2 separate regions of the Mus musculus genome follow, and region 2 is linked to region 1. The links are chromatin loops, found by intact Hi-C in ENCODE. Cell type or tissue: heart. All regions are shown on one strand. Each heading gives the region's core, and the rest is flanking DNA. Links, peaks and the distances in the headings are about the cores only. Region 1 holds the start of Kcne2 (potassium voltage-gated channel, Isk-related subfamily, gene 2). Region 2 holds the start of Cryzl1 (crystallin, zeta (quinone reductase)-like 1).

What was found. A loop is a pair of places that touch in the nucleus more often than their neighbours do. Peaks named below come from ENCODE experiments on the same cell type or tissue, not always from the same donor. Only the 100,000 strongest peaks of a DNase experiment are listed, where the experiment ranks them.
Region 2: a loop joins it to region 1, with 2.2 times the contacts of the local background. A loop is called at or near these places in 8 of 42 quality-filtered maps.

What each region holds. Positions count from the first base shown.
Region 1 is chr16:92,278,304-92,293,419 of GRCm38, reverse strand. It overlaps Kcne2 (potassium voltage-gated channel, Isk-related subfamily, gene 2), which reads right to left and starts at 1,031. Exons shown (of 2, transcript NM_134110.3): 1 at 897-1,031. In heart, for the core only: CTCF peaks have their summits at 4,493 and 6,620 (motif pointing right); a DNase peak (open chromatin) is centred at 6,619.
Region 2 is chr16:91,719,808-91,734,923 of GRCm38, reverse strand. Cryzl1 (crystallin, zeta (quinone reductase)-like 1) reads left to right here and starts at 6,122. Exons shown (of 13, transcript NM_133679.2): 1 at 6,122-6,366. Gm46543 (a long non-coding RNA gene) reads right to left here and starts at 10,620. Exons shown (of 3, transcript XR_001781880.2): 1 at 10,346-10,620; 2 at 10,161-10,251; 3 at 6,343-6,405. Itsn1 (intersectin 1 (SH3 domain protein 1A)) reads right to left here and starts at 5,553. Exons shown (of 39, transcript NM_010587.2): 1 at 5,325-5,553. In heart, for the core only: a CTCF peak has its summit at 10,479 (motif pointing left); DNase peaks (open chromatin) are centred at 7,293 and 10,473; H3K4me3 peaks cover 877 bases; H3K27ac peaks cover 786 bases.

The sequences.
Region 1 (15,116 bases), core at 2,566-10,565:
TAACTGGTCAGCATCATGCCGTTCTAACTATGGGAACTGTATTTCCACTGAGTCTCGGAACAGGATGGGCCCCTGGGAATGCTAGGCCACCTTGCTCTTTGGAGGGCGGTTCGATGACAGCCTAGAGCACTTAGCTCCATTTGTCTTAGACCAGGGCTCTCAAAGTGGTCACTGTGCCTGGACTAGAAGCAAGTGACTCTAGCTAGTGCCCAGGACTCAGTCTGTCCGACTGGAGGTCACACATTCCAATGACCCACCTCCTGTGGCTGGTTGGTTCAAGTGTATAAATAACAAAGGATGGAGACCATGCTCATTTGCTTCTGCCAGATGTGCTCTGTCTCCCAGCCACCCAATGATCCCCTCGTTCCTACCACAAATATATGATGTGACCTGACAAGGACACTCTGGACAGTACAAGGAAAGTCACACATTCGACCCCAGTGACCAAAGCTTCCTTTGCTCAAAATATGATGGATCACCGCCCTTACCCGAGCCTACAACAGACAGCAAAGGCTTGGATTTTTATGTCAACAGTAGAAAAAAAAAAAAGATATGCTTACCTTCATTTAGCATGAACCCTTCTTTTTAAAAAAGCACTTTCCACATTCTCATCTGAAGGCACTTACTTGAAGAAAGGGTCCAGGAAAGCTTAGGAGAGAATGGGGTGGGTAGAGAGAAGGCAGGCAGGCATGGAGGAGAGAGAGAAGGTGGGCACGCATGGAGGAGAGACAGAAAGTGGGCAGGCATGGAGGAGTGAGACCACATGCCCAGAAAAAACAAAAAACAAAAAAACAAAAAACAAAAAACAAAAAAAAACTTTTTTTTTTTAGTTTTCTGAAAAAGGAAAATAAAAATGTTATGCAATTCCTTTTAAAAAGATCTATAATAAAACTTACCTGTGTGGTATGTGAGCAATGCAGGAGACCTTCAGAAAGCCAGGCTCTGCCCCTCTTCAGGACTGGATGTAAATCTCAGCAGGCTGGGCACTTTCAGCTTGAGACCTGTAAGCCCTGCTGCCTGGAGTCTGCAATGCTGGGCTTTTTACAAATCCAAACGTTTAATCTTACGTGGAAAGTTAAATACTGGCTGGCAGCCGGGAATTAACCTTGATGCCTTGACAGGGCGGGGCACGGAGTTGCCTGTGTGACGTCGGGCTGTGGGTGAAGTGGCTCAAGTTCCCTCTGTGTGACAGTTATGTGAACTTTTCCTGGGGAGATGCGGGTGGACACCTGCTTACCCCAGATGGGGCGTCAGTGATGGACAAAAGTAAGGATTCCACCCACGTCCATCTTGGTGAACCAATGAGCATATTAGAGTTGCTTACAGGATTGTGGATGAGAGATTCCTTACAGAACTGTTGGTATTCCCCCAATGGCTGCACAATTAAGGCGTCTCCACCCATGATTGGATGAAGATTTCCCCAGGGCTGCATGGATGGAGCCTCCAACCCTTCAGCCAATGGTCCGCACCGTATATAGTCAGCACCTCCTGATCTGGATTGCATACTGCCAGGAGGGGAGGGTACAGAACAGAGTGAGTGAATAGAATCTCAAACGAAGTCCTGTGAGCCTCCCCAACACCTCGAAGGGAAGGTCTGTGGGCTCCAGCAGCCATCTTGTTGAGGGTCAGAGGTGGTCAACGTCTATTCTGATCAAGATGGAAGCCATGCTCGGAGCATTCCACAACAGAGACTCAGGATGCCCTCCTGCACCAGTTAACAACAAAGACAGTCCCTCACAGACACACTCAGGCCAATCTGATCTAGGCAAGTCTTTCATTGAGCTGTTTCCCCAGATAGCGCTGCACCAACTTCCCAGGATACCCTTTGTTCCCTGCATAAGACAAGGCAAAAGCCAACCAGGGAGAGACAACTGGTTTTATGGTAGAGCTATGGGCACCTCCACAGCAATGGAAGCCAGCAGGAAGGGCAATGAAAGTCGCCATCCAGAAAAGAATGTTCTGGAGCCACATGAGCTACTGCTCTCAAGCAGTTTATTTTAGGATCCCTCTCACCCACACCCCACTACACAATTCACAAGACAGATTGAGACTATGATATGACAGAGGAATCCTTCTTCCCTGGACCTCTTTTTGCTATAGGATCTGTGGCCACACTAACCAATTACAAGATTACTGACTTACACGAACTTCTTATCTTAATGTTCCAAACTGAGCCTCTGTAAAGTCAAGATGTCACCAGAGCTTCTGCGACCCATTTCCTTGACTTCCCAGGGGCCAGCATTTCTTGGCTGCTCTCTTCCTGGGCATCGAGTCACCCTTGCTCCAGGTTGTGCTCACATCTTGCCTCGACTCTGACCCTCCCATCACACTCATTTAAAGTCCTTTACAACTGGGTCAGCTTGCCCGGATAATACAGAACAACCCTCCCACCTGGAGATTCTTAGCTGTCATCCCTGTGAGGCCCATTTCCCATGCAGGTCGTCACGGTCACAGGTTTGGGAAGGGGATTAAGCTGCTAGTCACCTTAAGCCAGCATCTTTGCATCATCTGTCACCTGGGCCTGCACCGCTGTCTTCCAGGCTTTGCTTGTCCACCCTATTTGTACTGTTGATTCCCACATGGCCACTAGACTTATTTCTCCAACAGTACTATTTTTATTATTTATTTGTATATTTATTTGTGTGTGATGTGTGCATCCATGTGTGCTTGAGTGAATAAGGGAAAAGTTTGGGGAGAGGAAACTAACTGGACACCAGAGGCAGGAAGAGGGACCAAGGGTAGCAGGAATGTGAGGATTAACAACATTTGATGAAATACATGTGTGTGTGTGGTGTGTATGTGTATGTATGTGGGTATGGGTATGTGTATGTGGTTTGTGTGTATATGTGGGTATGTGTATGTGTGAGTGGTTTGTGTGTGTATGTGGGTATCTGTATGTATATGTGGTTTGTGTGTGTATGTGGGTATGTGTATGTGTGTGTGGTTTGTGTGTGTATGTGGGTATCTGTATGTATGTGTGGTTTGTGTGTGTATGTGGGTATCTGTATGTATATGTGGTTTGTGTGTGTATGTGGGTATCTGTATGTATATGTGGTTTGTGTGTGTATGTGGGTATTTAGAGGATGTGTGTGTATGTGTGTGTATAAGTGTGTGTATGTGTGTTTGTATGTGTGTGTGTATGTGTGTGTGTTGGGAGGGTGATGTGTGTGTGTTTGGAGGGTGTGTGTGTATGTGTGTGTATAAGTGTGTGTATGTGTTTGTATGTGTATGTGTTGGGAGGGTGATGTGTGTGTGTTGGGAGGGTGTGGGTGGGTTACTCAGAAGAGTCTTTCAAGTGCCCTACCACTGAGCTACACAATGAAGTCCATTATTTTGTATGGCAACTAAAAATGTAATTAAAAAGCCCAGCATATCTCTATTTTATAGACAAAATACCTTTTGAAAAATTAAATTATTCAAGGATATTTAAGATACAGAGAATTATTACAGTTATGCACAAGACTAAAATATTAATTTGTTTTGGAGTAAATGTATTTAATGATTTTCGTTCCGTATTTACTGAATGGTCTATCATTTGGGGGACGGATAGTCCTTTTTGACATCGGTCTTCATTACTAATCTCTGTGGGCAGATGCCTTCAGTGCTGAAACACTGCTGGCTCTGATGCAGACAGAGGCACGGATTGGGCAGATCTAGCACGAAGGAACAATTCCCAGCCGGCCCTGGGATCGGTCTTGTCACCATAGGTTCCCTCTACTCACTCCTCTGATCCACCACAGCTGACCATGTGCCACCTTAAGAAGTCCTTTGAAAGGATCCCATGCCCTTGACATTTAAAGGAGACTCTTCTCCAAGCCTGGAAATGAAGACATGGGTGGGTGTGTAAATAGGCTAATGGGTGTGTGAAACGGAGTGTAAATCTCCGCGGAGCAGAACCATTGCCCTACGTACTTGTATATCCAACGGTCACATTGGACTCCTTGAGTATAGAGCTTAGACAGAAACAGTGATATATGTCTGCAACCTTGGACTCAGGAAGCAGAAGTGGGAAGAGTTCAAAGCCAAAGCCAACCTGAGCCATGTAGTATAGCCATATCTCAAAAAATTCATCACACACACATTTCTTATTTGAAAATTTCCTAAAAAGCAACAAACTAATACAAAAAACAAAACAAAACAAAAAAGAAAAAAAAAAACCTCTCTCTCTCTGTATGCACACAAGCATGAATATAAGAAGGAAATTTTTAAAATATTAAAAAGACATTACAACTACCCAGGCACCCCTGAATCTGGAACGGCTTTAAGACATTGCCTCTGATGAGTGTCTTGTGGGAAACAACAGGTCTTCCGCTGGCCATCCAGAAAGCGAGCAGCTGCAGGAGGCTGCGGTCCACATCTAGAAAGTTCCCAGCTGTCATAGTTAACGTTGTCTCTCTGGCCTGGCTAGTCAGGCTGTTTGTGATAGATTGTCCTCTGTGAGATCTGAAGGAAGGAGCTCTCAACTCAGAGGCTGCCGTATTCAAAACGGCCACATTGTGTCACCACAGACCTGGCAATGTGTGCCACAGGGAAGACAGCCATTGAAGTCAGAGGTTTCTATCTCTATGTAGAATATTAAAGGTAAAAGCCTTGTTACACCCTCAGAGTGGACCGTGCTCGCTCTGGACTGTCTCATCCAATTGCTAACAGCCCATAGTAAGACTTTAGAGTGCCCCCCAAAGAGTAGAGATGCTGAGTTAACTATCGTCACAATTTCATTGTGTGTAGGTATATCAAAATGTCATGTTGTATTCCTTAAGTATATGTAAGAAAAAGGATAATTAAAATATTTCTATGTGTGTGTGTGTGTGTGTGTGTGTGTGTGTCTACATATGAGTGCTGTTGCCTACTGAGACCAGAAGAGGGCATCTGATCCACTGGGGCTGGAGTTACCTTGGTGTGAGCCACCTCAGCTAGGTACTGGGAATAGAACCTATGTCCTCTGCAAGAGCAGCCAATGCTCTTAACTTGCTGAGCCATCTCTCTAGAGGGGAATCTTTAATTTCTTTATGCTTGTATAAAAACTTTCTGAGATAATTTTAGACTCACAGAAAGTGTTAAGTCCCATGGACCACCCCACTCAGCTTCTTGTGGCGATTACATCATCATAACTATACAGAAGACAAGAAGTAGGTTACTGATTTTGATAAGACAGGAATTGCAAAACACTCAGACCACAGTCAGATCTCAGTGTGTGTGTGTACTCTGACGCATGCACGTGTTTGATGGATGGAGTCAAGGTGCCACCACCATACACAAGAGGGCAGAACCGCCCCCAGCCATCAAAAGCTACTTCATGCCCCATTCCCTTCATTCCTTTCTGTCTGAGCTCTGTCTCCCATTAGCCCAGGAAACTACCAAACAGAAACCCCTCTATACATCTGTCATTGTGAGAGTGTTATAGGATGCGGAGTACAGAGTAGGTCGCTTGTGAGGTCAGCTTTTCCCACACAGTTTAGGGTCCTTTTGGTCAATGCAAAGTATTGCAAATAGCAACATGTCCCTTTTCCTTGTTTTGAACTAGTATTGTGCTGTAGAGATGTGTCCCTGCAATGACAGTTTCTGTGATTTGCCCATGAGTGTGCGTGTGCACATAAGTTTTCACTGCTCTGGGCTGAATGTAGTAACTTCGCCACAATGACGGCAGGGGCATGTTCAGATTTATAAGGCGTTATGATGCTAAAGAGCGGGGGATCTCCAGCGTCGCTGTGTCATCTAACGGTGTAATTAGCTGTGAACACAAATTCCAGTTGCTCCAAAGTTCCTCAGCAGAGCTTTAGCTTCCATTGTCCTCAGCCAAGAGCTGCTAGAAGTCTAGAAGTTCAGAACACTGTGGGGCCCCAGAGATTATGCAGTCCAGCCCGAGGCTGTAGAAAAAGCAACCAGGATGCCAAGAAGGGCACCGGCCGACATCTCCCCTGCACTTCAATTTTCTGTGATTTTTTTTTTACTGTTTTTTTTTCCTCCCTGCCCAAAGGCAGGCAGAGCTGCACAGTCTCTGCAGTCTTGTCAAAGGTTAGACCAGACCTAAGCGCCTTTCAAAGCCTCAGAAAAAGTCTTACCCAGGAAATTTGACCTTGTGCTCTGTAGCTTCGTCACAGGAGCCAGGCTGCAGCCACACATTCAGATTCCCATCAGCCTCTGACTGCTAAAGCCACACAGTATCAGCTGCTCTCGGGAATTACTAATGGTCTAAGGTTCAGATTCAATCAGAATTTATAGCCTGCAGCTGTCAGTCATAGGTTCATCCATGTCTGTCTGTCTGTCTGCTGTCCTGTCAACAGTTCTTCCAGCCCTCAGCTCTTCCAGGCTCTGAGTGTCTACAGAGTGCCAGGCACTTTAGAAGGCTCTGGTCCATGCTGTATCTGCAGTTAGGGTCAGAGAACGCCACCTGCCAGATGAGAAAGAAATGGCCTTGAAAGTCAGAATCCCTGGGGATTCCTAACCCAAGGTCTTCTTGGAAGTCTGGCCTAGGTCATTCTTTCATACAGCTCCTGAGCACAAACTCTGCCATATGCTGCTCCTTTGACTCGAACAGCTTTCCTTCATTTCTGAGTTTAGATGGCAGCTTGAGTCCCTTTCTGGGTTTTGTACCTGTAATGTGAGTGTCTGCCACCAGGGGGTGCCAGAGAAGTGACTTAGTCATAGACAGGCCAAGACCCTTCTTGCGGATTTGTCCTTTCTGTGTCCACGATTTGGGTTCACTTGCAGCATTTCTGGTACACGGAGCTCCTTATGAAGATAGCAGACGTCCCTGCCTCACTGGGGATCACTGACGCCATCTGACGTCTTTGTGAAAGGGGCACACATCAAAAGAGTAAAGGAAGCTAACAACACAGAATCTTCTCCAGCTGGTTTACAGAAGTGTCCCAAAGCCATACTCGTGCGGAGTGACCTAAGAGCCATTCAGTTCCCCGTGCAGATGAAGTTAAGTCATATAGTAGCTTTATTTAACGGCAGGTTCGTTTGGTCGCTTTTGAGGGTTGCTGCAATTTTGTTCTGAGTGTCAGTGCACAATTCCTACCGATTTCCTTCTGTGTGCCAGAGAACACTCACCCTTTCCTTCTCCAGGACCGTAATGTGGGAGCAGCAAACAATGGTTTGTGGGTTCCTGGAGGGCAATGTCTCATGATTCTTTCTCCTGATTCGGAAGCTTCCTATATAGGAACTTTTGTCCAAAGTCTTTGGATTTCAGACGTTGAGATCAATATATGCTAGGTTTGCCTGGGAACTTTTTCGTGTGGGGTCCTGATGAGTCCCTTGGTCCCAATGAGATGGTTTACCATCTCTCTTAGCTTAAAGCTCTTAACTTTTTAAGTCTGAGCAAAACCCCTGCGTTGATTGAAGGTTAAAGGATTCAGCTTCAGTCTCTGTGGCAGGTTTCAACTTGAAACGGATCTTAAGCTCAGATCTGCCAGCCCTCCCTCCCTCCCTCCCCACCTCCCTCCCTCCCTCTCCCTCTCTCTCCTGCCCTCCTTCCCTTTCAGCAAAGCTATAAGTGAAACTCATCTCCCTTTGCATCCCCAAACCCATCTAACAGACTCTTAATATGGGCACTTTCCACCACAGTGTTTTGACACCAACGTATTGTGTCTGTCCTTCCAAGGCTCACAGAGCATCTAATCTGAAGAGATATCTCTTCATGGCTAGTAAAGGAGTGACCCTCTTCTCCTTGACATCACCAATGTCATTATGCAAGGGCTTGCAGCCTTGAAGGTTAGGAAAGTTCCTTAGAGGGAGTAGAAAAGAAGCCACCATGAGATGTCATAATGTCCCCTAGTCTTGGCTCAGATCAGGAGATGAGTGTCCAAAGGTTTTTGGAAGCTGCCTCAACCTCCAAACCTTCTTGCTACCCTTCTGGGAATCAAAACTGCCACTAATTTGTTTTCCTCCGGATTTCTGTGTCTGTTTACAAGAAGCCTTCATGCAGGGATAGTCTCGTGTCTGCACCAGACCCTCAGACTTGAAGATGATGACGCTGTGGTGGCTGGGGTGGAGAAAAAGAATTTGTTGAGGGATTGTGCTCCATTCCCAAATAAGTTCTGTCTCTCTCTCCCCCAGCCAGACTCGCTATAAAAGGGAAAACTGGACACCGGGTGGTGGGAAAGGAAGGGAGCCCGTGCTGGCAACTCTCTGTGAAACAGGGACACCGCACTGTTTACAAATTCCTGCAGCCAGCCCTGGAATCCAGATGCAGACGACTCCGTTTATGTAACAGAAATAGACCCCAATGCCGTGTGACTAAGGTGGCTACTGGAGGTCGGGTCCCCCACGAGGAGGCATTTGCTGCTGCTGCTGCTGAAGTCAAAGGGGACAGATTCCCTGGGGTTCCTGGGCAGGTGGGATTTTTTTTGGGGGGGTGGGGTGGGGCCAGTCTTCTAGGTGAGGTCTCTTGCAGGACAGGCATGTCTGAGATGTGTGGGGAGTTCAGGGCAGAGGCACCACAGCATCTTTTCATCACCAGTCACAAAGGGACATGACCTGAAAGTGTCAGCCCTGTCCTCTCCCAGCAGAGACGCATCAAAGACTCCAAGCCAGCCCGTGTTCAGGACAAGGCTTCTCCTCATGGCTCCACCTGGAGAAGCCTCGGTCCAACACATGGTTCTCATTGGCCACCCACGGCCTGGTCAGCAGGGAGGCTTGGATGTTCTAGAGTCAGCAGATGTGTCTCCAGTCAGACCGTCCCTCCAGACCTGGTCCCAGCTCTCTGCTGTCATCACAGCCCAGTGAATGGATGACCTCCGTAAAGCACTTCTCTGGAGACTCAGAATAAATGCTTTCCCTCGTCAAGAGACCTCCAGTTGTCCCCATGCTTCCTCTGGGCACAGTGGTCACCTCTCTCTAGATCTTCTCCTCCCGACAGGGTCACCTGTGACTTTGAAGTCAGAGATATGTTTCATCTGCACAAGCCTTGCCCCAGACGAAGAGCCCAGCGCAGGGAGTCAAGTTGCTAAAGGGAAAGCGGCGTCAGAAGATGAGGGTAGGGGCAGAGATCCTGTGTCCCAGTTGGGGGTCCCTATGCTATTGATTCTTCTATCACTATATTGAAATTCCTAAGGGTGGATAGCTTTAAAAAGGTTTATGTCGTTCAAAGTTCAAGAGCATCGTACCAGAAACAGCTCAGCTCTAAGGAGGGAATCTCATGCTGGATACGACCAGGCTGAAATCCAGAGAGACATGAAAAGGGACCAGCCATGGCCTCCAACTGGGCCCCATTTTTTAGAGGCCCCACTCTCTCTATACTACCAGGCTGAGGACCAAGCCCCTGACATATGAACCATTATGGGATCCATGTCAGATCCAGACCACAGCATGGTGCAAATCATGCCCCTAGCTCCTTATATCCCTAAGGAAACCAGAGTTCTCATACACCGAGGCCAGGCCTGCAGTCTCCAGGTCAGGTCTGTAGACCTGGGTTCTTGGGCCTATGTACTTTGGGGACCAAACACTGTGTCTTCTCTTGAACCTGCTTCCTTGCCCTCCCCTCCATATATATACTTTGTGTGGACATACTCACCAGTCTCGTCTCCACGTAAACACTACCCCCTCAAGGACAGTTACCCACACAGCAGTTCCCACACATTGAACTTCTTATCATATCACCCGGTGCCTTGTGGGTAATCACATCCCCGGTTGAAGGCAACTCTAGGAGATCTGTACCCTGGGTCACCTCTCTGGCTTGTGCAGTGCTTGACCGCTCTGACATCTGCTTTCCTGCCTGATTCCTAGATGGCAAGAAACCTGTCTGCTCCCGCCATCTTCCCAGCGCCTGGTGACAACTGTATTCTATTAGTGAGTGAATTAGCACCCACACCAGAGGTGGCCTGGCAGAACCCAGGACAGCTGGGATACATGTCACCTTGAGAGGACACCAGGCTTGAACTCCACGAGGACCCACCGTACCTGGGGCTTCCAGCTGACAGCTGGTGGTGATATCTAACTGCCTCCTGGGACCTTGAGAGGAAGAAAGGCCACGGGGAAAATGGGACCATATACAGCTGGGCGTGATCTTCTTTTTTCTTTGGAGAAATAAACACAAGCATGTGAACCCAGAAGGAGGAAAGTTCTAGACACTCAAATCTCTGATCTCAGATGCAGATCCAAGGACAAACAGGCCCCGGGGAAGTCACAATTGGATGCCAAAGTCACGGTGCAAAGGAGGTCACTATGGCTGCCAGAATCAGCGCAGGCAGGCACACACCGAGTTATTCACTACCTCGTGGCCACAGTCCCTTCCACCCACCCACCTACCCCGGGTGCCCCCAGTAGAAGACAGAACCTTCTGTCTGGGGACTCGGGTCAGGCCTGCACGTAATTAACTGTAATAATTGGCAGGTGGGTCCCTGCTTTTGGCTTTCAATCCACCAGGGGCTCATGAAAAAACAAAACCCCCAAACCCTTGGACGCTCCACAGCTCAGATTTAGCCTGGGCTCAGAGAGGCGTCAGCCTTTAATGACCAGAAACAAACTGTGGGCAGCAGCTGTCCTGGGCAAACAAGGGATCCAGAACAGTCTGAATGGTCCAGGATCCTTTGGCCCACGGTCAGTGTGCTCCCTGGGGAAGGAGGGGACAGTAGCCTGGCCTGTTGCCCTTCCTGGGAGTGCAGATGTGGAGAAGAAAGGAGGCTTGTCCAGATGTTGTCTCTCTCTGTTTAGAAGAGTGATCATTGCCTACCCAGATTCCGCAGACCATCGGTGCCCCTGTCAGCTTTCCCATGAACATCTCTGGTACCCAGGATGCTGGGATTCACCGTAGGTGAGCCATCATCTAAACAGCATCTACCGCCCATATGTTCTCCCCAGTTGTGCCTATTCCAGGCATGGCTAATCAATCAACGGTGTTAACTTTTCTCCCGAGGTTAAGACTCCTTCACAGGGAACTCCAAGAAGTCATAAAAATAGATAGGAGTTGCTCTGAGACCTAAGAAGGACTCACCAGCTCAGTTTAGTAGTTCAGAAGAAGCCAAAATATGTCACCTGAGAGCGGCTAATAAAGAGAAAAACGGAAATGAGATGCACTTTAGGACCATGGTGCTGAGTCAGTTACTGACAGAGTGGTCACTATGCCTTTTCAAAACCTGGGTCCTCTGATGATAACCTTTGTGGAGGGGACCATTATATGGGACTTTGTAAGAGACCCAGCCATGGTGGCCAGGCCTGGGGTAACACCCCATCTGTAATCTGAAACCCAAAGCCTGTTCTCCTATGGGAAGTGTGAGGTGCGAGGTGTGGGGTGTGGGGTGTGGAGTGTGAGGTGTGGGGTGTGAGGTGTGGGGTGTGAGGTGTGAGGTGTGAGGTGTGAGGTGTGAGGTGTGGGGTGTGGAGTGTGAGGTGTGGGATGTGAGGTGTGGGGTGTGGGGTGTGAGGTGTGGGGTGTGAGGTGTGGGGTGTGGGGTGTGGGGTGTGAGGTGTGGGGTGTGAGGTGTGAGGTGTGGGGTGTGGAGTGTGAGGTGTGGGATGTGAGGTTTGGGGTGTGAGGTATGGGGTGTGGGGTGTGAGGTGTGGGGTGTGGGGTGTGGAGTGTGAGGTGTGGGGTGTGAGGTGTAGGGTGTGAGGTGTGGAGTGTGAGGTGTGAGGTGTGAGGTGTGGGGTGTGGGGTGTGGGGTGTGAGGTGTGGGGTGTAAGGTGTGGGGTGTAGGGTGTGAGGTGTGGGGTATGAGGTGTGGAGTGTAGAGTGTGAGGTGTGGTGTGTGAGGTGTGGTGTGTGAGGTGTGGGGTGTGAGGTGTGGGGTATGAGGTGTGGGGTGTGGGGTGTGAGGTGTGGGGTATGGAGTGTGAGGTGTGGGGTGTGAGGTGTGGGGTGTGAAGTGTGGGGTGTGAGGTGTGGGGTATGAGGTGTGGGGTGTGGGGTGTGAGGTGTGAGGTGTGGGGTATGAGGTGTGAGGTGTGAGGTGTGAGGTGTGGGGTGTAGAGTGTGAGGTGTGGGGTGTGAGGTGTGAGGTGTGGGGTGTGAGGTGTGGGGTATGGGGTGTGGGGTGTGGGGTGTAGAGTGTGAGGTGTGGGGTGTGGGGTGTGAGGTGTGGGGTGTAGAGTGTGGGGTGTGAGGTGTGGGGTGTGAAGTGTGAGGTGTGTTTTTCTTTGTCATAGTTAGCTTTCTATTGCTGTGATAAAGTCATAATCAAAAGCAACCTGGGAAGAAAAGGGTTTACAGTCCATCATGAAGGGAAACCAGGGCAGGGACTCAATTGAAGGGACCTGGAGGCAGGGACTGAAGCAGAAGCCATGGAGGAAGGCTGCTTACTGGCTGGATCCAATGTCTTGCTCAGCTGCCTTTCTTATACAATAAAGACGTCCTGCCCAGTGGGCTAGGCTCCCCTGACTTCCATCATTAATCAAGAAAATCCCCACAGACGTGCCAGCGGGCCAATCTGATGGGGATGCTTTCTCAGCGAGCGTCTTTCCTCCTAGACAACCCTTTCGTGTATCAGGCTGACAGAAACATTGACCAGAACAGGTTTGATTTGGTCTGATTTTGCCTCTGTTCTGCTATCAAGGCTGAGCCAGCCTTCTAGCCACAGTAAATCCTGAGAATTCTGGGAGACAGTAGCCCTACCATGGGTGGCTTCAGAGTGGTCCCTGCCTCATGACTACCTTAGCACTAATCCTCAGCAGAATAAGTTTATAGGGAAGTAAGTTGTGGGGTTGGGGCCTTCTCTTGATTGGAGTTCATATCTAGAAATGGAACTGTAAGGCTACATGATAACTCTATGACTAAATGTATTTAGAAAACACTACAAGATTTTTCCACTGGGGATTTATCATTTTATATTCCCACCAGCTGTATGTGAGGGTTTAAACTTTCCAAATCATACATGTGAACGTATGAGTGAACGTATGTGGACGTGTTAGCTCCTCCCTCTATTTAGTCCATTTTAATGGATGTAAAGTGCTATCTCATTGTGGGTTTTTTTTTTAATCATTACATTTTCTTATTGTTTGTTTAGTGTGTTTGTGTATGTGGGTCTGAGCACAGCTTGCCAGACTCAGTCCTCTCCTCCACCTTGTGGTTTCTGAGGTCAGAATTGAGGTCATCATGCGAACACCTTAGACCTCCTCCCTCCTCACTGTGATTCTGACGTGCGGTTGTCTAACTACTAATGGCGTTGAGCATCTCTTCATGAGCCTGTTGGTTATTTCAATCTCTTTGAGGAAATGTCAGCTCAAGTCTTTTGCTGGGTTTTAAGGTGAGCTGTTCATCTCTCTGTTGTTTTCACTGTAGAATTTAGGTCAATTCTTAGCCAATGAGGTCAGTGAGTCAAAGGGACAGTGAAGTGTCTGTGGGGGAGGGCAGGGTGGCAGACTTAGAGTCTAATAAAATTATTATGTGCAGGGAATAAATAAAATTCCTTTGTTTTGTGCTAAAAGTTCTCTGTCCTCCCTTTGGGGCTGGCTTTTGGGGGATGAGAAGATTAATTTTAATCTGATACGCTTTATAACTTAGATCCCGAAGCATCTGCCAGTCATGCTTAGTCTTTCTAAGAAACCCAAACAAACACAAAGTCTAAGTGTCTCTCAGCTTCTCTTCTCAGCCTCTTCCATACTTCCCCAGCAGTATGTGGTGGGAGTGGCAGTGGCCTTGCAGTCACAAAGCCCAGGAAATATCTTAGCATCCTTGGCATGGTAATTTGTGGTGCCTTCTGACTCCTCTGAGCTCCTGGGTCATGTCCTCATCTGCTGGCCAAAACCTTGCCATGATAGAGACAAAGTCACCAAAGGTTGTGGCTTCCTGGTCAATTTTCTCCTGGCTGAGACGTCCACTGGATCCTTCTCGTGGAGAACACACCTGAGTTCAGTTGTGCCATTGGCTCCTCTCTTGAGTCTCGTTCTCACCATAGGTAAACTCGATCTTGGGAACACAAAGCATCAGGAACGTCCTACTGAATTACCCTCCCTTGCCAGGCAACTGCAGCATCCTCCAGAACCCCAAAGGACAATATGCTGGTAGCTCAGAGGAAAGAGAATTCAGGAAGTGGTAACTAAGCCAGTCTTTGGAAAGGTGTGTTGGCATCTACACTGAATCTCTTTCATCTCTACAGCATGAGATACGATTTTGCAGATAGGCGGTCCTCTGCAGTCAGGGCCTCTAGCTGACCTTGAAGGACAAAGGCCTTGAGAAGGTCAAGTCATACCTGAGTGGCTATTTATTTTTTATCTAGAAGACATTAGCTGCATACCTGTTATGGTTTGACTGTGTTCCTCCCCAGAAGCATGTGCCAGAAACAGTCTCCAGCACGACGGTGGATGGAATTAGACCTCACAGGAGGTATGTACATCATGAGGATTCCACACTTCTAAATGGGTTCTTGTAAATAGCTGGAAGTCTAGGAGCTTGGAAGTTCATTTCTCTTGGTTCATGCTGTTCATCTTACTATGTGCCTGCTGCCACAATAAGGTATAATGAGAAGGCCCTTAGCTCTTCCCCTTCAGTCTTAGACTTCTCTGCCTTTTAGAACTGTGAGCCAATGGACTCCTCCCTATCATAAATTACCTAGTCTATGGTCTTTGGTTATAACTCACAAGATGGAGCAGGAAGCCACCTAAGGTGCACCATTACCACGAACATCTACAGCTTATTGCTTGCAATGTAACAAATGTACAGATACTACATTTAAAGATCCTCCCTGCCAGCGCTCCTGGAGTAGAGGAAGGTATTCTGCTGATGTTTGTCTCTCTCAGTGTCTCTCCAACTCCTTCCACCGCCATGCTGGGGATTGTGTTCAGTACATGCTTCTGGGGAGGGACATAGTTAATGTGTTCTTCTAGATAAACAAGAAATAGCCACTTGGGTATAACTTGATGTCTTTGTCAGGGTTTCTATTCCTGCACAAACATCATGACCAAGAAGCAAGTTGGGGAGGAAAGGGTTTATTCAGCTTACATTTCCATGTTACTGTTCATCACCAAAGGAAGTCAGGGTTGGAATTCAAGCAGGTCAGGAAGCAGGAACTGATGCAGAGGCCATGGAGGGATGTTGCTTACTGGCTTGCTCAGCCTGCTCTCTTATAGAACCCAAGACTACCAGCCCAGGGATGGTACCACCCACAATGGGCCCTCCACCCTTGATCACTAATTGAGAAAGTGCCCCACAGCTGGATCTCATTAAGGCACTTCCCCAG
Region 2 (15,116 bases), core at 6,496-14,495, 560 kb after region 1:
ACAAGCTAGTGGCTGAAAGAGGAAAAGGAACTCAGAGTCCTTAGTGGCACAGCCACTGGTAAGCTACCCATTGCCCCCCACCCCCAATCATGCAAACATCCCTAATTAAATGCAGTGGACCTGGGCTCCTGGCACCCCCAACCCACCAACAAAGAAAAACATCGGTGAAAGCTGGAAGGGGAATTGTTAGGAATAAAGGGATGAGGAACAAGGAGACCAGGGAGGACAATGGGGGATAATCAGACATACTATGTATGTGTCTGAAAATGTGAAGGACTAAAACAAAACAAAACAACTTCAGCACAGCCTTTGACTCTGTAATCCCACTTCTAGAAACCTAGGCCTTGTAAGAAATTGCTGTTGTATGTGTGTGCACCTGTGTGTGAAATACATTTGCTCGAGTGGGTGTACGTGGCTGGCATTGAGATGCCTTTTCCTCAATTGCTCTTCTGCCATGTAAGTTGTGAGATAGTCTACTGTTGAAACTAGAGCTGTTCTAGCCAGCAGGCCTAGGGATCTTCCATCCTCCTGCTCCTGGGTTTAAGGCTGCCCTCTAACTTGTAATGTTTCTTCCCCATGTCACCATCCCAGCTTTATGTAGGCTCTGGGGATCCAAACTCAGTTCCTCGTGCGTGGACAGAAAGCACTTTATCCACTGAGCCATCTCCCTAGAAACACATCTAAAAGGGGGAAAAAATCCTTAAGAAATGCCCGTAGCAGACTGGAGAGGCTGACTACTCTTCAGGGTGACCCAGGGTTCAATTCCTAGCACCCACGTGGTGGCTTACAACCATGAGTAACTCCAGTTCCAGGGGATCCAGTGCCCTTTTCTGGCCTCCTTGGCCATCACCATGGTGATACACGTGGTTTAGAAAAAAATATTTACGGACAAAACACCTACTTAAAATTTTATGAAAATTAGTAAAATTTCAAAAATAAGTTAAAAAGAAATGCTATTAGGGAGAGTCTGTCATGACACACTACACTAATGTCTAATAAACTAGCCAAATTCTCACAGATCCATAAAGTGATATATTATCCAGCTATTAAATTTATATTATAGACATGGAAGGGTTTTGTTTTTGGTTTTTGTTTTTTTGTTTGTTTTTTTAAATGCTGAGAAAACAAGTTAAAAAATAATCTATTGTGGCTAGTGCATGCTTGAATTCCAATACCAGGTTAGCAGAGGCAAGAGGATCTCGATAAGACTGACGCTAGCCTGGTCACAACAGCAAGACACATTCTCTCCCTCTCCCTGAGACAGAGACAGAGAGAAAGAGAATGAAAAGAAAGAGAAAACAAACTAGAAAAATGGCTCAGTGGTCCTGATTCAAGTCCTAGTGTATATATGTGGGGGGCATGGGGAGTCCGTATGTTTTTAAACTGTTCCTTTTAGTCAAAGGCTGGGAAAGAATCATTGCAAGTTAGAAGCCAGCCTGGTCAATCTAGTAAGCTCCTGGCTAGCCAAGGCTAGATAGGACTTTGAAGAAGAAAGAAGAGAAGGAGGAAGAGAAGGAGGAAAACAGACATGCACAGCAAGATCCCATTTTTTGTACCAAAAGCTGTACATGAAGAGCCATAAGCACACACAAAAATGGCCTGGTATATATGCTTGGGCCACGGATTTATGGGTATTTTATAGTTTCCTTGCTTTTCTGTATTTCTGTGTGATCTTTTTAAAATACAAAGGCTATTAGTTATTCACTCTAAATTGGTTAAGACTAATTCTAAAGTAATACAATTAAGATGAAAGTGAGCATGAAATTTATTTTGTAATCATATGTATAATCCTTGGTAGTTTATTAAGTAAAGTATACATTTAGTACCAAGATATTATCAAGAGACTTCCTTTAGGAAGCAATGAATCTCTACACAAAGTGACCACACAGTATGGCAGCACAGAAACCACGTGAGTGTCAGCTTGCAAACTTTCTATCTCACACACTCCAATTCTTCCTGTCAGTGTGAACTAGTGCTTAATAACTGACTGCGTTTAAGTGTAGGTCACTGTGACACATGCTTGAAACCCCAGCACTTGGAGGCAAGCCTGGGCAACATAGAAGTATGCAAAGTCCACTGCCATTCTTCCCATTTTTAGCAAAACTGAGGTCCTGAGAGGTTTGGTAACTACATCTAAGTCATTAACAATATGTGATGAAGTCCCATATTCTTCAGAGCTTGGCATTGCATGTAGCGCTCACCCACATAAAATCTGTAATTTATAGGACCCTGTGGTAGACTCTGTAAAAGGGAGTAAAGGTCGTATATCATAAGAGTCAAATTGGAAAGCATATGTATTGTCCATATTTTCTAAAAATGATTCTTTATGTTGGGATTATCATCATTTATAAAATGATACGTGATTAGACTCTACATTAAATTTTGAGCCCTCAGGGGCAACATCTACTAGACATCTTTCTAGCACATCACCCAGAAGGGCTGTACATTCAACACTGGTCAAGCTTAGGGGAACTGGCTAGGACACAGCGCTGTGACTACTCTGTGATGTGACCAACTTGGCAGGTAAAGACTCAAAACAGTGGGATGGAGGCAGTGTGGCTCACCCATCCACCCTGCAACGGTCTGAAAGGCACTGGCTTAGTTTCTAGGCAGGCCACACCAATTCTGCTCTTCTGAAACCCTCATCACAGTATGTAAAACCTCTGCTACTTGAAAAGCTTGCTATCCACTTCAGAGACGGTCTTAGGAGACACTCGGTAAGAGAGAAAAGCACAATGCCAAGGTTCTCCAAGTTCTCTCTCTGGCTTGGAGAAATTCCTGGAAACTGTATTGACAATACTGACTACTTCCCATTGTCTGACTGAGCTGGAGAGACAGAAACCTGGTAAGCTGATGTAAAGATATCTGAATGCCAGACTTAGATGGAGCCAGTAAGTGGAGCCATTCAGGAGGGAGTCACTAAAAAGAGAAGTCTGACATAAACCCAACCTCCATTAATTAATTTTCTTTAAGTCACAGGTTGAGCAAATTAAAAGGATGAGAGTCTAGAGACTGTAGCACAAGGCCCCAGGATCTAATGCCAGCAGTACCACACACAAAGACAACGTGAGGCTGCAGATGTAGCTAGGTGCTAGGCTACACTCTAGCATGCTCCAAGGCTTGGCTCAATCACCAAAAGAGAAAAAGCACAGGCAGAGGAATTTACCAGGGCCTCCCTTTTAAGCTCTTGCAAGTGTTTTAAGGGTGTATCTCAATCTAGGTTATTTGGGGAAAAGATAAAGAATGCCCAGAGGAAAAAGAAACTGCTAGTCAACAGCAAAAGAAAGAAAGAAAGAAAGGAAAAAAGGAAGGAAGGAAGGATGGATGTGGGCTGGAGAGATGGCTTAGCAGTTAGAGCACTGACTGCTCTTCCAAAGGTCCTGAGTTCAAATCCCAGCAACCACACGGTGGCTCACAGCCATCAGAACAGCTACAGTGTACTCATATAAATAAATAAATCTTTTTTTAAAAATTAAAAAGAAAGAAAGAAAGAGAGAGAGAGAAAGAGAGAGATTCAAAGAAAGAAAATGCTGAGGAACAAACATTTCAGGGAACTAACTTGCCGCTACTCATTTTATGCCCTATTTCACAATGCTCAGCATCTGAACAATCCACAGGGTTCCAAAGTACATTAAAATGTGTTCATTTCCTCTCTTACTCAGGCAGAATAATAATAGTTTTGTGGCGGTACCACAATCCTCAGCAATTTCAATGACAGACACTTTTTTTTTAAACACATACTCTCTGAGAGGTGCCTTACTGCAGCCACTTAAAAGTGTATAGAAATATCTATGCCCTGTCACCAAATCAGTGGCCTTCACTTCTTAATTTAAATCCTTTATAATTTCCTGAGTTCTTTACATATCTCCTACAGAAAGACGTTGCTTTTTAAAAACTTCTTAAGTTATAAGGGAACTCACACACACATACAAAATATTTCAAGCAAACTAGTGTAAAAAAAAAAAAGTAACAAAAATGGTAACCATAATGGTTGCTGAAACGTCTGCACTCTTCACCGTTAACATCTTCTAAAAATAAAAGTATCCCAACAAATAAATACATTCCTCTAGTTTGGAGCATTTAGAGAAACACCCTGCCAAGCAGCTGGCCTGCGGGCTCCTGGCCCCAGCTCCTGCCCTCACATCCTGTCCACTACATAATCCATGAGCAAGCCTTTCTCTTCATCAATTCAGCGGGATTAGTAAACCGGCCTCCCTGAAAATAGAACTGATATTTTCCACGGGCATTTGTTCCCATGCTTTCACTATCTATGCTATTTATCAGACTCTTTTTTTCTTTTTTATCCTCCGTGTTTCCGACCACGAAGTACCAAGAGAAAGATACCAACCGATAAACACAAAAGAACCGCATCTGGCCAGAGTCTGCATGCATTTACATTTCCAGGTTGCTTCTGTTTTCCGAAAAGCAGTGATGAGGGCAAAGTCGCAAACTTTCACATTCAAGATGCTACCAAATACCTCTACACCCTCAAGCTGCAGCAAGAAGCCACTAATCTATTCCTTCAAAAGCAAAGCCTGTAGTCTGAATCACAACAATAGAAGACTGCTCATAGGCAAGAGGATCAGCGAAGTTGTCTTCCAAAGCAAAGGCAAACAGAAGTGAAGGGAGATCCAGCCAGCTCCTCCTTGCTTTTCTTTCTTTCTTTTCTTTTTTTTCTTTCTGGGAATCCGGATTGCATTTTCTGGTGCCCCCCCCCACCCCCAAGAAGGGACCGCAATTATGCACTGGGTCCACAGCAGACACCCGAGTCAGTGCGTGCGCAAGGAGGGCGAAGCGGCCGAGAAGGGGACGCACGCCCGCTGCAAGGGTAGCCGCTTTCTGTTAAATGCCATCAGAGCCAGCCCCGGCCGCACCACTTCGGCCCAAACGGCATTGACCGCCCTTCACTTGACAGGGTATTCCAAGCAGGCGCTAGAGAAAAAGGATGAGCCGGGGACTCGAGGCCGGGGGCACCCGCGGGCGGCGCGATGCGGCTCCCGCGAGCTCGGGATCCCCGGGAGGCCGGGTCGGCCCGCCACCCTCCGGCGGCCGAGGGCAGAGGGGTCAGCGGTGGAAGGACCGCCCGCCGCGATGCCCCCCACGGGAGCGCCGGCCGTGGCTGCGGACGCCCATTCAGCCCGAACCCGTCCCGCGGCCGCCACCGCCGCGGCCCGCCCGCCCCGCTGCCCCCGGGGAGGATGAGAAAGACCGGGCGGAGCGGCGACGGCGGCCGCAGGGACGCGCGCCCGGCCGCTGGACCCGACCCCGGGGCGGCCATCGCCGACCCCCGCCCGCGCGCCAGGCCGCCCGCGTCAGCTCCTCACCTCATCTCCGGGCGGGTGCGCGCGGCCGCCCCTCACACAAATCAGTGCAGCCCGCACGCCGCGCGGAGGAACGCCGAGTCCGCAGCCGCGCACACCATCCCCGCCCGCCCGCCTGCCTGCCTCCCGGCCGTCCCGGAGCCCGCTCGGGATGCTCCCTTGCGAGCCGCCGTACTACGGAGCAACCAAGCTGCGCGCCCTCCCCGCGCCGCTCCACTCCTCTCGCCCTCCTTCGCTCCTTCGCTCCCTCACTCCCGCCTAACTCCTCATCTCCCTCCGCCGCCGCCCCTCCGCCCACAGCCTGCCCTCCGCCCCACCCATAGATGGGCGGGGATAACCGCCTGCCAATCGGACGGCGGAGACCACGCCTTCGCTCTCTCCTATGACTCCGCCCACTAGGTGGGCAAAAAAGAAGAAAGGAGCCAAAGGAAATAGAGGTGTACAGAGTGACAACGAGATACACCAATGAAGTAGTTTGGATAGCACCCCCCCACACACACACACTTTTTTCCCCTCCCATCCTTGTCTCGTCCCTTGAAGGCGTAACTAGAGGTTTCTGCTCTATGCGTGCGGAGATTTTGTTTCACGATTTGGCGCTTTGCTCTTTTCTATGCGCGACAGTAGCTAGGATACATTCAACTAAATTGAAGGTTTTGCAGAAAGAGCGTGGGCACGAAAGGCGAAAGACACAAAGACTGAAGAAAGATGGTAGGGGTTACGGTTGGAATGAGGAAGGGTGTGGCCTTTTACTCTAATTTGCATAAAACGGAACCCATCTTGGCAACGCCCAACTTCTCCCATTTATTGGTGGTCCCTGGGGCGGCGACTCGTCTCTCTACGGGAAGCAGCATGCTGGGAGATGTAGTTCCGGGTTCAGTTGCCATGGCGTTCGTCACAGCCTCCCCCAGATCGGTCATCCTGCGGTAGTGACGGGCAGTCTGACCAATGGCAGTACTGTTTGGACCCAAGAAGGCGGGCTCTCTGCAGAAGGACTGGGAAGGTGGCGGCGGCGAAGGCGCTGGCGGTTGAGGTTGCTCCGAGCCAGGTGAGCCAGGGAAGAACGATGTGTGTCTCTGAAATGGGACTTTGGGCGAAAAATGGAGAAACGCCTGAAGGAGCTGTCTAACCCTGGGGAGACTGGTACTTCGCATCACACGCCGACCTCAGAGATGCCCTGGCTCAGGCCTAGCTTGGCCGAGGCCGCCGAGGGGCGGGTAATACTAGATTTGACGGACAGTTCCTGACCCTGGCTAGGTTTTGATTGTAGACTGATCTTTGCTTCTTCCTCCGCGTTTATGGAGGCAAAGGTCTAGAACTGCCTTTCTCCTGGGTTGAGTCCTCCCCGCCCCCAGCTTCTCCCTATCACTGTTTCTGATGCTGTCTCTATTACTACTTCCCTTGTCACCCTTCTTATCCTTCTCTTTGCATTTCCAGTAAGCGGTTTCCTAAAGCAAACAAGGGTGGGTGTTCGCAGTAATGGGGCCTTGGGTCAGGAATTGCCTGCTTCATTGAGCCGGCCATACTTGAGCCATACTAAAGAATTATCCCAGGGTCGTGAGGAGGTGCAGATACTGATTCTGGATTTGGGCCTGGTGGTCTGCATTTGCTTTTTAAAAATTATATATATATATCTATATATGGCATTTTAAACAAACTGCCAAGTATAGCCAGTCCACAGTAGCTGAGTTTTGCATTGCCTGTCCAGGACAGATGTTCTAGGCACCCAGACGCTTTTAGATTTCCTGGGAGCCACATTTGGACAGTGAAGAGACCACGTGAAATTAATTTTACGTTTCTCTTAAACCAGCTTATCCAAATATTATTTCAACCTTTAAAGAAATCAGATATTTAAATGAGACAGTGTATCTGTTGTGCGTTTTACCCTCGCAGCATACCCTCGTACCCTCATCCTAAGGGCACGCCACTCACGTGCGGAGTAGCCACCTGTGGCTATTCGCCGCTCTCCGAATCCAGATGATGCAAGAGACCATTGCACAAACTCAGCAGTGTTAGTCATGTGATTGCCAGCGACATCCCTTTGCTGCTTCAGTACATGGGTTCAGAACTACTTTCACAATACGATACTGAGCTTACAAGAATACCAGGGAAAGTAATATTTATTAAAAAGCCAACTTCCGTAATGTGTGCGCTGTGTACTATACTCACTCAGTCCTTGCAGCAGCCTGCGTCCTATTGCGGGGTCCTGTCTCTTGGGAGTTGTAAATCTTAGGCATCAGCCACTGCAATGTACAATTATTACTGGCTTTTCTAATTAATGTCACCCACGCTTCTGTCTCCACATGTAGAAGGAGATGAGGTGTTCATATTTGAAACAGTGCTCCCCGTGTAAAATCAAGCCGCCCAAGGCTGGAGAGCTGGCTCAGGGTAGGGACACTTGGTACTCTCCCAGAGGACCAGGGCTCGCCACTGTAACCACCTCTGTTACACTAGTTCCAGCGGATCTGAAGCCCTCTCGTGATCCAACGGCACAGGGCACACAGGCAGGGTGCAGACACAGATCCAGCTGCCTGGCCTGGCGTGGTGGTGGCCCATGCCTTTGACTAGTGCTTGAGATGCAGGGGCAGGCAGATCTCTGTGAGTTCAAGGCCACCATGGTTTACAGAGCAAGTTCCACGGCTTCATAGAGAGACCCCACCTCAAAGAAACCAAGATAAAGCTGCCTGGCATCTGTGGTAAAATAATTGTGGTAATTTTATAGTTCTCCATGCTGCTCCATGTTAAGAAGAAAGGTGCAAACCTGATGGAGATTCCTGAGCCTCTGGACCAGAAAGAGTCCTGATTCACTTGTGTGCCTCCCTCAAGGAGGAGGCTGGGAAAAGCTTGAGAACTCGGAAAATGACATGGTTCATTCCAAGAACACATGGGCATTCCCCCTAGTGGTGCAGGCCTGGACTCCCATCCAGTGGATGGGCAGTTCAGGGCCAGCCTAGACAACTTAGTGAGACTGCCTCAAAGTAGTAAAAAAAAAAAAAGAATGAAAGCCCACAGACACAGTGTCTCCTGGTTGTGTTTGTGGCAGACTCTTCTTGTCTCAGTAGCTGGTCCAGGCTGGCTGGCCTCAGCCTCCCCTGCACTGTTGGCTTACTGTAGCCTTTGCAGACCTATGACAACACTGTGCTGAGAACTGTAAATAGACAATGGCAGAGTATAATGCTTCACAAAGTGACTTCCTTCCAGTTTTTATATAATATACTTTACGAGGTTGTTTCCTCTTTCAACTCTTTGTCTTCTGGTAAGGAAGCTCAAGGACATTTTTATTAGAGTTTTGAAAGAAGGCAGTATAGTTTAGGTGAGAATTCTGGCAGCCACTAGGAGGAGAGCCGCAGGATAATTCACGCCTTCTGAGTTAGGCATGGAATACAAACAGAGATGGCAGTCCCAGCAGAGGACGTGGCCTACTGAGCTGAGTGAGGAGCACCAGAAACCTTCATACTAAAATCAAAATTATCATCTGTATTCCACATCTAAATGATTCCTCAGGATCCTATCATGAACTGGCAGATAAGGTCGCCATTTACGTGAGGATGCTGTAATGTTAACAGGTAGAGATTTTCTTACCAGACAAGAGGGGGCCGGGCTAAGAGGTAGAGAAGACACTCAAGTACCTATCTCCATGTTCACATCTCTCCACGCTGAGTGTCCCAGTGTCACGTGACCAGGCTATCTTAACGGAAAGGCTACATTCACCATGTGGCTTCTGCCTTTGGCCCTGGTAGCCCAATTCAGAAAGGTAAATGACAGATTACGTCTCTGTTGCTCTGCATCGTACCATAGTAAATGGCCATGTTGAGTAACAGCATTGGAGATATGGCCTTCCACCTTTCCAGCCAACCTCTCCCACTCCCGAGGGTACTGACAGGGAAATATCTGATGTAAGAAATCCTAGGCATTTTTTATTTTAGTTTATTTAAGAATGTACTGTCTCATTTAAATGTCTGAAACCTAAAATATACAAGCAAAACGAGAGAGACAGCTCAGTGGCTAAATGCCCTGACTGCTCTTCTGAGAACTCTGGGTTCAGTTCCTAGCACCTACGTGGCAGGCTATATGTAGCTCCAGTCCTAGGGGATCCACATTTTATGTATTTTATTTTATTTTCTGGGTGTTTTGCCCTCACGTATTTAAATATTTAACATTTGTGTTGGGTGCCCTCAGATACCAAAAGAGGTCATGAGCTTCTCTTAGAACTAGAATTACAGTGGTTGTGAGCCACCATGCAGGTGCCGGGGATTGAACCTGAGTCCTCCAGGAGAGTAGTCAGTACTCTCAACCACTGAGCCACCTCTTCAGCCCTAAAGCCGTGTACACGCTGAGGTGAAAATCAACTTTATAAAAATCAACGATAATTCACATGGAGGTGGGTGGGAGAAGATATTACATTTTTCTTTTGTGATTTCTAGAACAGGTGTTTGATGGGTGCCTCCCTGCTCACTGGGCACCTGTTGAAAACATCTTGTCCAGATAAAGCAACAGTCCGACGTCTCTGAACACACACACTATCTGCTTGTGTAACTACACTTTTTCTGCCTCTCTCGCAATCTTTAGTTCGCAAGCTGCGTAAAGTGTAGGAATTATGCCACAATGTACACACTCTTCCGTGATGATATTCATAGAGCTGCAGATGGTCAGCCTGCTGAGGTCACACACCTGTCCCAGCCCTTGGGCGATGAAGGCTCAAGGTACAGGAGTTCAAGGTCATTCTTGGCTAGAAGGCAAGTTTGGAACTAGCCTGAACTACCCTCTCAAAAAATAATAATAAAAGAAATTGCCATTATTAGAAGAGACTTTAAAAGCCACCTGGTCCCCTGTCCCACTCACCTGGTGCTGGAATCCCTGTAATGGCATCCAGCCTGTTTCAGTACTTCTAAAGTCAGGCATATAGGAAGCTCTCTGCAAGTTCAAGTGCAACCTGTTAACGTAGTGAGTATCATCAGGTCATTTAGGGCTACACAGCTAGATGTTGTCTTGTAAATACTTAAATTATACAAGGGAAGCATTCTTACAGGGGCAGGAGAGGCAGCTTGGTGGTTAAGTGGACTGACTGCTCTTCTGAGAACCCTGGGCTTAGGTCTCAGCGGCTACATGGCAGGTCCCAGCCATATGTAATTCCAGTCCTAGGGGATCCAGTGCCCTCTTCTGGCCTCCGTAGGCACTGCTTACAAGTGGCACACTACCAGTCACTCACTTGTACATGAATAAGAATTGCAAGAAATCAGTCTTGCTAAATGTGGTGGTGCATGCCTTTAGTCCCGGCATTCTGGAAGCAGAGGCAGGCAGATCTTTGTGAGTTCCAGGCCAGCCAGGGCTACATAGAGAGACCCTGTCAAGTTTTATAACCACACATTATGTGCTGGACTTTCTGTGATGTGTCCATGATGACATCACTATCAGAACATCTCTGCCCGTCCTGTAAAGGAAACCCACTCACTCGTGCATCTGTTGGCTTTGCGAGCGTAGGTAAGGGCTAATGTGCAGAGGTTTGCTTACACTCATTAGTAGATGAGCTCTGTGGGGAGTCGAGGGTAGCAGGAGGTGAGCCAGTGTAGCTCTTGTTGTTACAACAAAAGTGAAGCCACCATCTGAGATCTCTTCCCTTGGCTCTGGAGAAATCCCGGCAGAGGCCTACCTTTATTAGGAACTAGGACTTACAGTTGGGTGCTTAGTGTATGCCAAGGTGTCCCTCTGTTTGCACAGCCGAATCTTTTTTGTTGTTGTTGTTGTTGTTTTGGTTTTTTGGTTTTTTTGAGGCAGGGTTTCTCTGTGTAGCCCTGGCTGTCCTGGAACTCACTCTGTAGACCAAGCTGGCCTCGAACTCAGAAATCTGCCTGCCTCTGCCTCCCAAGTGCTGGGATTAAATGTAAAAATGTCAAATCTGTGTGCTTCTCACAACACATCTTAGCCTACATACCTTTTAAATTTTTTGTTGAATTATTATTATTTTCTTTTCATGTGTCTGGGTGTTTTGCCTGAACGTAGGTCTGCGTCTTTGGAGAGCAGTAGATCTCTTACAACTGTGTCACAGACAGTTGTGAGCCTGAGTGTGGATGCTGGGCACTGAACCCAGGTCCTCTGCAAGAGCAGCCAGAGTGCTTAACCACTAAACCATCTCTCCAGCCCCGCCACCCTACCTTTCTAAACATATTTGATGTCATTGAAAAGTTTTATAAGCTGGATGTGGTAGATCAGGAGTTTCAGGCCAGCTAAGGCTCCAGTTCAAGTTTAGCCTGGGCAACACAGGGGGACTCTATTACCAAAACAAGAGCACATAGAAAGTTTTAACTGTTGTATTAGGGATGTGCTCAGTAGTGCCACACTTACATAGCATGGATGAGGCCCTGGGTTCAAGCCCCGGCACCACAAATAAATAAATTATGTAGTGTTTTTTTGATTTAGCAAAGTTTATATCGAGTCATATAATTTTCCAAATTATATATAACACTCTTAGAAATGAGAGGGCACATCCTCATCTTTAATTGAGCCAGATGTCTAGTTATTGTCTATGTGCAAATATCTCTAAGTTCATTAAAAATCTTAGTGAACTCGAGTCTTTGTTAACCCAGGCCAGTGCCTAAGAAGCCACCTGGGCCTTGACTATCACCCATTCTACAAGACGTTCAGTGCTTAGGGCTCAGAATTCCCATTTTGATGAGGGGTGGAAAGGATGGTAGAAATGTAAATCGAATACTATCGTATGTCGAATACTATACTTCTTGATTTTCTTTTATCTTATACTGATTTACTTACTTTTGAAGTAAATAAATAGTTAAATAAACCAAGCCGCCCCTTTAAGGGCTGGAGAGCGAGGTCAGCACTGAGAGTGCCTGCTGCTCTTGCAAGGCCCTGAGCTCCTTCCCCAGCACATGGCAGGGGTGGGGGGCTCCCAAAGCCTTCCCTCCAGCTCCGGAGGACCCAGTGGCCTCTCTGCCCCATGCAGGCATTCACTCACAGCATAATCTTTCAGTCACATTTGTATTTATTTACCTGTAGTGTGTAGGCATGCACGAGTGCACGCGCGGGTCAGGCCAGCTGAGGAGAGTCAGGTCTCTCCTTCCATCTTGGGGATTATTGTAGGACTGCGTTGTCATGCATGACAGCACGTGCTTTGACCTGCCGAGCCGTCCTCCAAGACACACAGATTATAACAAAAGAAAGGGGGTTTTTTGGTGGTGGTGGTGGTGGTGGTGGTGTTTTTTGTTTTTTGTTTTTTTTTTTTTTTTTGTTTTTCGAGACAGGGTTTCTCTGTATAGCCCTGCCAGTCCTGGAACTCACTCTGTAGACCAAGCTGGCCTCGAACTCAGAAATCTGCCTGCCTCTGCCTCCCAAGTGCTGGAATTAAAGGCATGTGCCACCACACCCAGCCTACGAAAGTATTTTTAAACAATTTTTTTTCTTTATGTTGTAGCTTGGAGAATAGTTTTGATCCTATACAGTTGTTAATAATTAGATTAACTAATCCGTACCTCTCCCCCACCCCCTCTCTCTGAAGAAGATTCTAGGGGGTGCGGAATTGTCTCCCAGGTCTTTGAAACTGATACATTATTGACCCAGGCCACATGTTAGCGGTTCAATAGGCTGAGGAAACAGTGGCTTCTAGAACGACAAAGGGAACTGTTTTGAACTCAGGATGTTAGTATAGACTTGTACCTGGAGAAAAGGCCACAGCAGTAAGTCAGGACTGAATAGGAGCAGAGATTTGTTGAAGTAATAATGCTATCCCTGGGCATGTGCTGCACACCTGTAATGCCAGTACGTCGGAGACAGCCCGGAGGATCCAGAGGTCAAGACCAGGCAAGACCACAAATCAAGACCCTGCCTCAAAACAAATAAACCGAAGCATAGGGAAGGAATTAATGTGCCTAAACAATGGCTGGGGAAGCTCACTCGCGAGGAAGAAAAGTGACCTGGGAGTGTGGAGCTGGTGGGTACACTCCTCCCACCTCGGGTGGCCTGCGAGAGTGGGCAGGTGGAGTACACTCCTCCCACCTAGGGTGGCCTGCAAGAGTGGGCAGGTGGGGTACACTCCTCCCACCTAGGGTGGCCTGCGAGAGTGGGCAGGTGGGGTACACTCCTCCCACCTAGGGTGGCCTGGGAGTGTGGGCAGGTGGGGTACACTCCTCCCACCTCGGGTGGCCTGGGAGTGTGGGCAGGTGGGGTACACTCCTCCCACCTCGGGTGGCCTGGGAGAGTGGGCGGTGGGTGTGCTCCTCCCATTGTGAGGCTGTACAGAGGAGGATCTGGAATGTATGGATTCACTCTGTGCATCAGTGTGTTAGTGCAGCACACTCTCAAGGACTGGGCTGTGCCTAGAAACCCTACAGTAGGGCCAACTACGTGCTAAGTCAACTGACTCCATCAAACAGGTTCTTGCTGAGACACTGTGGGTGGAATAAGGTAGAACAGCGATATGCACTCAGCCTAGAAAGCTGGGCAGACGCTGAAAGACGCAAGTGGGAGATGCGTGCTATGTCTGTTTAAGTTCTTCTCCCCTCATGGTTCAATGTGTGTCTGCGCGCACACACACACACACACACACTGATAAAGGGCTGCTGTTAGCCATGGTTTTCACCGTCTTGACATACATACTACATACTTTAAGTCCATGTCTTAAAGGCGTGCCTGTGGTTAGTTTCTGCATTTGATTTTCTCATCCTAGAGAGCAGTAACTATTACTCAGCTACTCAATACAACTCTTTTATAGAGATCCATTTAGGGCCACAGAGGTCCTGGCACCCAGAGCTGGCTTCATGAGCATGACAGCTATGCCGGTCGCTGGGCCTCTTGTTCAGAGGACCTACGCATGGCTTGAGAGCTGCTATTGTGAACTCTCAGAAATTCCAGTAATTTACAAAGAAGGCATCCCACTTCTCTCTCTCTCTCTCTCTCTCTCTCTCTCTCTCTCTCTCTCTCATTCTCTCTCTTGCTCTCTCTCTCTTTTTCTTTTTGGCTTTGGTACCTACAGATTAAAACAACAGATCTATCTGCAACTGAATAGTCAGTCCCACCGGAGAAAGTTTTGTAGTTCCAGGTGAGTGTATCCTAGCAGTAGCTCAGTAGAAAAATCACTCCTGTGACAGTTCTAAGTAACGACTGCCGAGGCTCCAGCCCAGCTGGTACTGTGCGCTTAGTGACTTAACCCCTGGTACTGTGTGCTTAGTGACTTAACCCCTGTAAGGTACAGTTTCCATGGTTCCTGTTACCTCCCTGCTAGGTGGATGGAGGTGCAGCTTCCTCATCCATTCAGTAAATGTAAAAAGGATACACAGAAATGTTCTGAACATGGCTGTTGTCAGCCACAAGCTGTAAACTTTCCCAGCGTGAATTGCAACATTGCTATCCTGAAGTAAATAAACAGCGGTGCGAAAGCCTAGACCCGGCTATCAGCAGCAACAGCAGAGTGGGGCCCAGGAACATCACATCAGGAGAAACTATGCAAAGACAGCACCGTGCAATCTCCTTTCTGTGTACTTCGAAAGGAGCCTGTTTGTCTGTCTGTTAAAATTGAGGCTGTTTCATATCCTTAGGGGAAGGAAGGTCACAACCTGACCGAGGCACTTAGAGCTTCAGAAGGTGGGGTGCGGCTCCTGCTGGGACAGGAGCACATGCATGCACTCCCTCCCCACTGGGCGAACTCTACTTTAGGGGTCTGCACGCGCCTGTGTATATTTCTGTAAAGTTTACACTTTGGAAAATTCAATGGTCTAGGCAGGTGGGTCAGACCTGTACCCTACCTCTCTACCTCTCTGGAAGCCAAGGCAGCGGAACCCCCGGAACTCA